2 separate regions of the Homo sapiens genome follow, and region 2 is linked to region 1. Evidence: read pairs that join two places in POLR2A ChIA-PET (ENCODE). Cell type or tissue: GM12878. All regions are shown on one strand. Each heading gives the region's core, and the rest is flanking DNA. Links, peaks and the distances in the headings are about the cores only.

Region 1 (5,372 bases), core at 232-5,231:
ACTGAGCAAGATTTCCAGGTCTGTTTAAATTCTCTCTTTGTGCTACAATCTGGATATTGCCTCCTGGCAGAAAATCTGGGTGATTGTAAGAATCACCTCATTATTTTTCCTTCTCACAGTAATCACAGTTTTGTGCTGTTTTTTTCATATCTGAAAACAATGTTTTTAAACTGTTTTCCAGTCTTCTAGTTGCTTGTGGTAGCTGGGTAATTCTGTCCTGTTACTTCTTCACGTCTGGGAGTAGAAGGCCTGTATTATTTTTCAAAATCGATTATTCTATATTCTTAGAGAGTTCTTTTACTTTATCTTTCAACCATCTTACTGATTTTTTAAAAAAGATTTCAGCAATAAGAACGTCCTGTTTAGCCGGGCGCGGTAGCTCATGCCTGTAATCCCAGCGCTTTGGGAGGCTGAGGTGGGTGGATCACGAGGTCAGGAGATCGAGACCATCCTGGCCAACACGGTGAAACCCTGTCTCTACTAAAAATACAAAAAATTAGCCGGGTGCAGTGGCGGGCGCCTGTAGTCCCAGCTACTCAGGAGGCTGAGGCAGGAGAATGGCGTGAACTCGGGAGGCGGAGCTTGCAGTGAGCTGAGATCTAGCCACTGCACTCTAGCCTGGGTGACAGAGTGAGAGTCTGTCTCAAAAAAAAAAAAAAAAAAAAGTAAAAGAAATACCCAAGACCAACTCTTGCCTCTTCTACCTTCTGGTAGTATGGTCTTTCTCAGAATAATTAAAAGCACCATGTTATAGTATCACCCCTCTTCTCTTATTCTTGACTGCTCTTTTAGTCTCTTGAGAATTGCTTTCTCCAGTTGTTTATGGGATACAGTCTGCAGAGCAATGTCTCAGCTGCCTCAAAAAGCAGAAGTCCAAAGCAGAAGGACAAGTGTTATGTTCTTTGATTAGTAATATCCTTGGGTTTCTGTGAATTATTTGGATATTAGGAAAAAGTCCTCTCAGGATATAGTAATTCACTGGATGATTATATTTTAAACATTTTTACAAGTGTTTATCTTTCTTGGTGTTATCACATAGGTTGTATTAGAGTTAAGATCTTTCTGGGGGATCAGATGCCATTTTAACTAAAAGTCAGAGCATGAATTTTTTTTAAGATTATTTTTGAGTCAGGGTCTAGCTATGCAGCCCTGGCTCAAGCTCAGTGGCATGACCGCAGCTGACTGTAGTTTGAACTCCCGAGTCAGGCAGTCCCCCTTCTCAGTCTCCTGAGTAGCTGGGACTGCAAGTGCACTACCACACCCGGCTAATTTTTTTTTTTTAACTAAGTCTCGCTCTGTCGTCAGGCTGGAGTGCAATGGCGCAATCTCAGGTCACTGCAATCTCTGCCTCCTGGGTTCAAGTCATTCTCATGCCTCAGCCTCTTGAGGAGCTGGGACCACAGGCATGTGCCACCACACCCAGCTAATTTTTGTATTTTTAGTAAAGACAGGGTTTCACCATGTTGGCCAGGATGGTCTCGATCTCTTGACCTCATAATCCATCCACCATAGCCACCCAGCAGGCTAATTTTAAAAATTTTTATTTTTAGAGACAGGGTCTTGCTATGGCGCTATGGTGTTCAAGCTAGTCTAAGGCTTTTGATAAGTATAATTAAAGTATCCACTGTCAATATTTTCTTTGTGAATTAAATAGCTTAATATAGTTTATTATTTTAGTTTGTATTTCTTTGTTGCTGAGACTAAATATTTTTTCATATGCTAAATGTTATAGAACAAGTTCTACCTTTGTATTTATTTTACTTCTCCATTTTTCTGTTTGCATGTTCTCCATTTTCCTATTGATTGGTAAGTGCCCTTTAAATTAACGTATAGTGAAATTGACTTTTTGGGGTGTATTAGTTCATTTTCATGCTGCTGATAAAGACATACCCGAGACTGGGAAGAAAAAGAGGTTTAATTGGACCTACAGTTCCACATGGCTGGGGAAGCCTCAGAATCATGGCAGGAGGCGAAAGGCACTTCTTACATGGCAGCAGCAAAAAATGAGGAAGAAGTAAAAGCAGAAACCCCTGATAAACCCATCAGATCTTGTGAGACTTATTAACTACCATGAGAATAGCATGAGAAAGACCAGCCACAATCAACAGAACTGAAATAGTAAGTATTGGTGAGGCTGTGAAGAAATTGGAATCCTTGTTCATTGCTGGTTCTTCGCTGGTGGGAATGTAAAATGGTTCAGCTGTGGTGGAGAACAGTTTGGCAGTTTCTTAAAAAAGTTGAACTTACAATTATCATATGACCCAGTGCTTCCACTCCTGGGTAAATATTCAAAAGAATTGAAAACAGGTATTCAAACAAAAATTTGTACATGAATGTTCATAGTAGCACTATTCACAATAGCAAAAAGGTAGAAACAATTCAAATGTCCGCTATCTGATGATCGAATAAACAAATGTGTTATATCCACACAATGGAATATTATTCAACTATAAAAAGAAGCGAAGCACTACTACATACTACAATATGGAAAGACCTTAAAAACATTATGCTAAGTGAGAAGTTAGACACAAAAGGCCACATACTGCATGATTCCCTTTATATGAAATGTCCCAAACTGGCAAATCCATAGAGACAGAAACCAGGTTAGTGGTGGTCAGGACTGCTTACTGAGTGTGGGGTATCCTTTTGGGGTGTTGAACGTGTTTTGGGGCAGATAGAGATGAGGTTGCACAACACTGTGGATTCATTGACTAGATGTCAATGAATTATCTGCTTTAAAATGGCAAAAACTGTGAATCATGTGATATGTGAGCCTTACCTCAATTAAAAAGTTTTAATAGCAGTTTTAAAGGGTGCTCTTCATTTCCTGTTTTTCAGCCCTTTAGCTTTGTTGCAACAGATTGAGTAAAAGTTTGAACTGTTTTCAGTTTATGTTTTTTCGTTGTTGTTGTTTCTTTGCTTGTTTTGGTTTGTTTGTTTTCTTTTGTGGTCAAGACAAACCAGAGATTCATAATATTTAGTTAAGGAGATGTTTTAGTCTGATTTTTAAAAGATTATTTTAAACATTTTTCAGAATAAAATCATCATGGCTTTGCTTTATGATCTAGGATTTTAGAGCTCAAAAATTTGTGTATTAAAAGAGTGGAACAAAACTATCCCCAATGAGGAAGCCGGATTCTTTCTTTGCTGAATCCCATGGCTCACTCTAATCGTGCATAGCATGGTCTCCCAGTCAGGATGAGCTCTGAGCACAGCCCTCAATGTTCACAAGAGGATATTCTTAGACCTGATTGCATACAAGATGTTTGTTTGAGGTCCCGCATATCTGACTTTCTGGCCAGCAATTTGCCACCACTGCAAATTTGAAAGGGAAACAAGCAGAGGGACGCTCATGTGACTGGCACACAGCCCAGTCACACTCATCAGAGCTGAGAGATCATTACTGTGACTTTGGCTCCAAACCCATGGGTGAATCCCCCACCCTAGTGAGCTGGGCTGGACCATGTGTGAGTTACTAGGGTGGCCTTTGCACCTCTTACCTAAGGCCTGTTTGATCCTATGGGCACAGCGAATTTTGTAACTTAAAGCTTTTTTCCCTCCTTTTCTCACTTACTACAGAAACATATATTTAAATATTTTTACCAAGAAATAGACTTTCTTGGAATACATTTTGTGCACTGCCCTGACTTCTAATTTAATCTTTCTTCCTAATTCATATACACTGGTATATCTTTTCTCCTCCCTCCCCCTTTCTTTCATTTAAGAAAATGAATATATTTCATTTCACTTTCTGTAGGGTGCATGTATTTTTAAGTTGTTGTAATTCACATTGGGAATAAGGCATGGGCCAAAGATAAAGTCCGGATAAAATCCATTTTTCTATTACCTCAAAAGAGAGTAGTACAAATTGTGGTCCTCCCACCTGTTCCCTTACACACACACATACACATGCACACACACACAGATGCACACACATACACACACATGCGTACACACGTTATACTGGAGAGCACAGTCCAATGCCCACTGTTTTCAGAGTGAGGCCTTCTTGTTACTCAAACCACTCTCTAATGTTTTAATTCAGAGCTCCTCATCAGAGCTCGACTCAGAGCTGCCTTCACATCCTTGTTCCGCAGACTGTAGATGAAAGGATTCAACATGGGGGTCACCACAGCATAAGAGAGTACCATCACCTTTTCCTGCTCAGCTGAGGCCATGGAGCGAGGCTGCATGTAGGTAAAGAGGGCCATCCCATAGGATATGGAGACCACAGTGAGGTGGGAGGCACAGGTCCCAAAGGCCTTGCGGTGCCCCTGGGTGGAGTGGATCTGCAGGACGGCAACTACAATGAGGGTGTAGGACAGCGAGACCAGGCAGCAGGGCACCAGCAGCACCACCACACTGGAGGCCACTATGACCACCTGATTGAAGGTGATGTCCACGCAGGCCGACCTGACCAGTGCCAGTGTCTCACAGGCCACATGGTTCAGCACGTTGTGCCCACAGGTGGGCAGGTGCATGGTCAGTGCCGTCTCCATAGCAGAATTAGCCAGGCCCACTAGCCAAGAGACAGCTGCCAGTGCCATGCAGAGCCTTGGGCTCATCACTGCTATGTAACACAGGGGGTCGCAAACAGCCACGTAGCGGTCATAGGCCATTGCGGCCAGCAACAAAAACTCGGTCCCTCCGAGGGCCAGGGAGAAAAAGAGCTGGGTCCCACATCGGGCAAAGGAGATGGTCTTTCTTTGCTGGTGCAGTGCACCAGCATCTGAGGGACCCTGCTGGAGGTGTAGCAGATGTCCACAAGTGAGAGGTTGCAGAGGAAGAAATACATGGGCAGGTGGAGTCTCACGTCCAGCCAGATCAGGAGCAGGATGAGCCCATTGCCCAGCAGGGTCAGCAGGTAGGCAGCCCCAAATAAGATAAAGAGTCCAGCCTGGGTCTGCCTGTCACTGGAGAGACCCATTAGGATGAACTCACTCACCCAGGTTATGTTGTCCCTTCCCAGTTGGGACATTGAACCTCACTTCTTCAATCTAGGTGGTTAGGAGGGAATGCAAAGGTCTTGGAGAAAAGGACATTTGGTTTCTGACACTAAACCAAATTCTGAGAGGTTCTGAAGGACAAAGTCCCTGTTTTGGCCATCCTTTCACGTCGAGGACCGATCACAGTTACAGTTGTGTAGGAGGTAATCTATCAATGTAGAAGGAATGATAGAGAAGAAAGGATGAAAGAAGCAAAGAAAAACTAAGGAAAGACAATAGGAAAATGGAAAAGGAGGGAAGGAATGTGGAAGATATGAAAGAAAGGAAGGATTCTTCACTGTGGGGAAGCAGTGGGTAAAGTATTGTAATCAGACACTTGAGAACTGTAGGCATGTCCTAGGATTTCTCAGCTCATTTCTTAACTCT
Region 2 (5,372 bases), core at 199-5,198, 130 kb before region 1:
GGGCTGGAAGAGGAGCTGGCCGACATCTTGCAGGGCCCCAGCCTGCGATCCACAGACGAGGAGGATGAGGATGAACTGATCCTTTGACCCCCTCCCACGACCTCCTCATAAAGACCGTGGAGAGGCCCAGCCTGAGGGTGAACTTGTGTGGGGCAGGGTGCGTCCTGAATGTGGCGAGGTCATGCCAATGTCGTGGCCTCTTCCAGGAATTTTTTAATGTGATAGTCTTAAAGGAGGAATCAGCATTTAGGCAGGGAGGAGCCTTGGTCAATTATTTTGACTGTTCTCCCCATTCCCAGCCAGGCAGGTGGCCCTAACCCTAGCGAAGGGCCCCTGATATTCCGTGGGGCTTCCCGAGTGTTCCTGGTGTGCAGGAAGGGAATCCCCTGCCTCTCTCTGCCTCCCCCTCCCCACCCAACAATTCCCCAGTACTCTTGTCCCAGCACTGTGCTATCTGTGCCTCAGTGTCTACAAGAGGTGGGGTGAGGGGAGGCCCAGAATGACTGTGGCCCTGCAAGTGCCATGTCGGAGGAGGGGATGGGACCATCCTATGGCCTCGGGCACTGACTACCCCAGAATGTGCCTCCAGACCAGCCACAGCCGCTTCTCTTGGAGCCCTGCGCTGGCCCACGTCTGCTCCTGCAGTCTGCCTCTGAGCCCACTGCCTGTGTCGAGGCCAGCCACAGCCACTTCTCTTGGAGCCCCGCACTGGCCCATGTGCACTCCTGCAATCTGCCTCTGACCCCACTGCCTGTCTCCAGGCCAGGCCGTGACTAGCGCAGTGAGAGGCCGCCCACATTCCCCCTCCGTTGTCCCCTGCTTCAAGCAGTGAGATGCAGAGAAAAAGACTGTCAGGGGCAGCGGCCTGGAAGAAAAGGTCGCCAAAGGCTCTGTGCAAAAGACACAAGTGCCCTGTTGCTCAACAATCACGCCCCCATGGTGTCCGCCGACTCCCTCTGGCAGAAAACTTTCTATTCCACAGCACAGCTTCCTTGTCCTCCAGTGTCCAGGTTACTCCCTAGGAAACACATCCTCCCTCTTGTTATTGACTTGTCCTGCCAAAGGTCAGCTCTACCCTGGAGCTGCTCTAGCCAGGGCCTCTCCTGCCAAGAATCAGGGCTCAGAGCAGCTAGGTCACTGGGTCACTCAGACACCAGCCCCCTCTTAGACTGGTTCTTCAGATGCCTCTCCTAGGGGTGGAGAGTTAGGAGCTGAGCGTCAAGATGGCAGGGCTCTTGAGTGCTGCCCCGCACTTGGGAGAGTCACATCTTCACCCTCCCCAAATCAGCAGCAGGAAGCCTGGCTATGCACTCCATTAGCGTGCTTTCTCTACAAAGAGAGGCCAGGTGCTGTGAGCATCCCCAAACCCTTGCTCCGTACCCAAGGTTTTTCTCCCCAGCCTGCCATCCCGTATGCCGTTCTTAATTCTACCATTGTGCCCCCGCTCCGACATTCTCCTCCTTTGCCTCCCCTGTTCCCAGTCTCCTCCATCCCCCAAATAAGACACTCACAGTCAGAGGATGCCACCACATTCTGTTTAGTGTCATTGAACACAGCCTGTAGCCTTCTCCAGCATCACATCCCTCCCACTTCCCCAGGCCAAGAGAGATGCTGAAGCCTGGGTGGGGGACTGGCAGTGGGCATTTGAGCCCATGCCCTTGTGTACATAATCTCTAATATTTATATATATTGATATAGAATTCTCTCTATAATATATGTCATAGAATCTCTCTTGGGCCTGGCGTGGGAATGTGACATTAAGAAAACATGCTAAGACTGGCCAGAAAAATGGATATTTCCCAGACCTGGAGGATGGTGTGTGGGATGTATAGGTGAGGTCGTGGAGAAGATAATAAACTCATTCCCCAAGATACCCTCTTCAACACAAGGACAAGAAGGAAGGTGTGTGGTGGGGGAGGGGACAATGGAGGGGGAGGAGTGGAAGATTTGGATTTTCATTTAATAAAGTCAATTGAAAATGAAAGTGCACCCCCCCTCCAAAAAAAGAAAATCATTTAGCAAGAGCAGTTTCATTCACAAGAATATAAAAACAGCCCTGTTCCAGGACTGCTGTAAAACGTGCTGCACAGCCTTAACCCCAAAGGAAAAGCAACCCTTTCCCACCCCGAAACAGCCTCTTCCTGCACATGCCCCTCCCCACCCCCTGAAATAGACGATAAGCAACCCCCATGCACCCTGCCCCCAGCACCAGAAGAGTCCTAAGATGGTCCCAGGCCAGCTCCTCAGTCTCCCTCTTCAGAGCGAGTAGGAGCTCCTTGCAGAAGACAGACCCCCACCTGACTTCCATCTGCAGCAATATGCCAGCACCCTGGGGAAAGCAGGTTCATGTATGAACCCTGCTAGAGTCCTTCAGATCTTTAGTCATCTTTTGTCAGGGACCATTTGGCTTCCTTGGGAAAGGGAAGGAGGAACGAAAGCTGCTGTGGTCTACCTTTCCTAACTCCCCCGGGCCTGAGCAAAAACGAACTGTAATGAATGAACGCACTCACTAGGTGAGCTGTCCACCGTGGTCTGGGGGTATGATATGGGCACTGAGAGGATGAGACGACAGGAAGAGGTGATGTGGGAATAGCACACATTGGAGAAGGTGAGGAACCAGGGACCCCATGGAAGGAAGGTCACATGAACATGCAAAACCCCAGAGCCTGCAGCAGGAGACGGGTGGGGAATAGCTGCCAGGGCGGGCATGCTAGACCACCTCTCAGAGCTCCTGGAAATGAGGTCCTGGGACATGGAGTCAGCACACGTTAGCAAGCACAAGAGGACTCTTCCCCTGTACAGGCAGCATTCGGTTAGGTGACTGCACCTGCCTTGGTTCACCTTGCCTACGCCCATGTTTCCTCCAAAAACCAACCTCAGGATAACCATTGTCCCCCTTCCATGGAAGACACAGAACCCCCTGCCCTGCTTGCATCCCAGAAGTGTGAGTAAGAGAGTATGAACTTGATGGCGGGACAGGACCATAGATGGACAGAAACACCCCAACTCTCAACCTTCTCACTCCAAAATAATAAGTTCTGGGGCCTGGGGGTGAGGGCAAAGTTTGTGCCCAGGGCCAGGAGAGGACAACAGTGCTCCCTTCCAGCAGAGGATGCAAGTGGTAGGACTCCTGACAGAGTGTGGGTAGGACACAGGCCTGGGAGCCGGAGCCTTGGAAGGGCGTGAGGAAAGAAGGAGATAGGGCAGTGAGCCTCTTAGGCCTCTCTCTCCTACCCGAACTCTGCCTGTGCCAAGGGCTGGGGAGGGGCTACCTGGGCAGTGGCAGGGCCAAGTGCTCTCCAACCCCACAGCACCGCTGCTTTGCTCCGCCCATCCTCTGCCTGTGCTCTCACGGTAGTGCTGGGGCGCATATGCTGCTCAGTCCCCACCAGCATGGATGCCAAGTGTGGGAGGGCAAGCTTGTGCCTCACCATACACCATCCTGGAAGGAAGAATCCGCTGATTTTCCTCTCTTCCTCTGGTAGGAGGCCTGGGGAGGCAGGGAGGACAGCTGTGAGGCTGTTTGGGAGTCCTGGGAGGAGCTGAAGAAGGGGCAGAAAGTGCCGAGTGCCCACCCTGGCCCTCAGCTGCAACCCTGCCTGGCTGAGGGAGTGACAGCACCGGACTCCTCCCTCCACTCCACTCAACCCTGAGTGCCCAAGAAGTTATAAAAATGTAGAAAAGGCAAAGAGAAAAGTGTAAACAGCTTCAGAGGACAGGGGTGAATAAGGGGAGACAGCCCTCATGCTCCCCCTGCTGTTGGCGACACCTGCATCCTGCGTTGGTGTATCCAAGATGGGTGTCCCCACACCCTCCTCAGGCTCCCGGAGCAGGGATGGAAGAAAGCTGAAAGGGAAGCAAGAGCTGGAGCAGCCAGCCCTGGCTGGGTCTTTTCCCAGATCCTTAGGATCTTCCTTTTAGCCATGGGATATTAAAGATCCCAGAGCAAGGGGCTGTGTTTGTTCTTAGTCTCCTCAGTGACTCTCTTGTCTCCGGGCAGGCCTTGATAGAAAGAACCACATCCGTGCCCCCTGTAGATCTCAGCTGCCACATCCACCTCCTCCTCGACTCCTGATCTCAGAAGCCAAATGACCTGCTGAGGCAGCCTCTCCACCCTCCCCATGGACGTGCCCTTCAGGCAGCCTCCCCTGCGCCTGTCCAGCCATGTCCAACAGCCCCTGAGGTCTGTTCTCTCAGTAGGGATGAGCTGGGGCCACAGCCAGAGAAAACAGAGTTGGGAAAAGCAAGAGTGAAATGGAGAAAGGAGGCATTCAGACAGCAGAGTTACAGCTCCTGGAAGACGAAATCGGGGCGTGAAGAACTGAGATCCAGTCTTGAGCACAGCTGCGCTGCCCCCGTCCTCAGGGTGCACACACTGGAGGCTTTGTCGGCACAGACCCAGAAGCCCACAGCCCAGGTCCTTCTCCACAGCCACACCAAGCTCACGGCCATCTAGTTGCCCAGGTCTCAGTTCCCAGGCCTGTGGGTTTCTAGAGTGTAAGCCTGGATAAAATCCCATCCTGGTCCTCCATTTCCAGGAGAGGACTGGAAGCTCCTGGGTTCCCCAATGTTGTCTGCCCAGTTTCAGCTGTACTGCTGGGGGGAGGGAGGGTATGGGTCACAGCCATGGCCCTCAGGTGGGAGTGGAAGGCAGGGCATTGGGGGAGGAAACTAGTTGTTGGCCTCGCCTTCCTCCTCATCAAAGGACTGCACACCTGAGGATGTGACGTCAGACACCTTCCGGCTGAGAGCGGTAGACATCTCAGGGTCTTCTCGTGGGGAAAGTGACTCCAGGTCCCGGCATCCCGCATCCTCTTCCTCCTCAGGTGCCAATGGCCTCTTCTCCTCCTCAGCAGGGCCCCTTGCCAGGTCCACTGCGCCTACCCCCGGAGCCCAGTCAGTGTCTCCCCCCAGCAAAGGTGGAGGCTCCAGAGCAGAGTATCCTGAAGCTGGTTGGGAAGGTCCCATTTCATGCAAGCTGGGTTGTGAGTCATCAAATGCAGGCCCAAGATAGGATCCTGTGGCCGGAGAGGCAATGAGGGACTGATCGCTGGCTTCCCAGGCATCTGACGACCCCAGACAGTACATACCCTGGGACACGTAAGAGTGAGGCCATCCATCCATGGGTGCTTGAGCCAGGGCATCTGGAAAAAGAATCATGGAGGTCAGTGGGGCCACAGAATGTCAAGGGCAGGAATGACAGCACAGACAGCACAAGAGACAGCTAAGAGACAGCACAGAGAACTGGCAGTAAGACACAGAGTGCACAGTGAGTAGGGAGGACAATGGGAAAGCTGAGATGGACAAGGAAGTCTTAAAAGAACGGAGCTGAGTGGAGGCAGCTGAGATAGTTGGGGAGGCCTCATAGGCTC

Evidence for each region. ChIA-PET counts read pairs that join two places held together with the same protein. Peaks named below come from ENCODE experiments on the same cell type or tissue, not always from the same donor. Only the 100,000 strongest peaks of a DNase experiment are listed, where the experiment ranks them.
Region 2: POLR2A ChIA-PET joins it to region 1 with 7 read pairs; 2 of 35 experiments call an interaction of 5 or more read pairs at or near these places.

The regions. Positions count from the first base shown.
Region 1 is chr7:143,484,434-143,489,805 of GRCh38, forward strand. The region is part of intron 2 of EPHA1-AS1 (EPHA1 antisense RNA 1); the gene reads left to right. It also overlaps the pseudogene OR2R1P. Among named protein-coding and RNA genes, the nearest start is that of TAS2R41, 9.2 kb to the left of the region's middle. In GM12878, for the core only: no CTCF peak of the experiment used is centred there; a DNase peak (open chromatin) is centred at 3,340; H3K27me3 peaks cover 129 bases.
Region 2 is chr7:143,351,879-143,357,250 of GRCh38, forward strand. It overlaps CLCN1 (chloride voltage-gated channel 1), which reads left to right. Exons shown (of 23, transcript NM_000083.3): 23 at 1-205. The coding sequence ends at 87. FAM131B (family with sequence similarity 131 member B) reads right to left here. Exons shown (of 7, transcript NM_001031690.3): 7 at 1,522-5,144. The coding sequence ends at 4,672. Among named protein-coding and RNA genes, the nearest start is that of FAM131B-AS1, 7.1 kb to the right of the region's middle. In GM12878, for the core only: no CTCF peak of the experiment used is centred there; no DNase peak of the experiment used is centred there; H3K27me3 peaks cover 256 bases.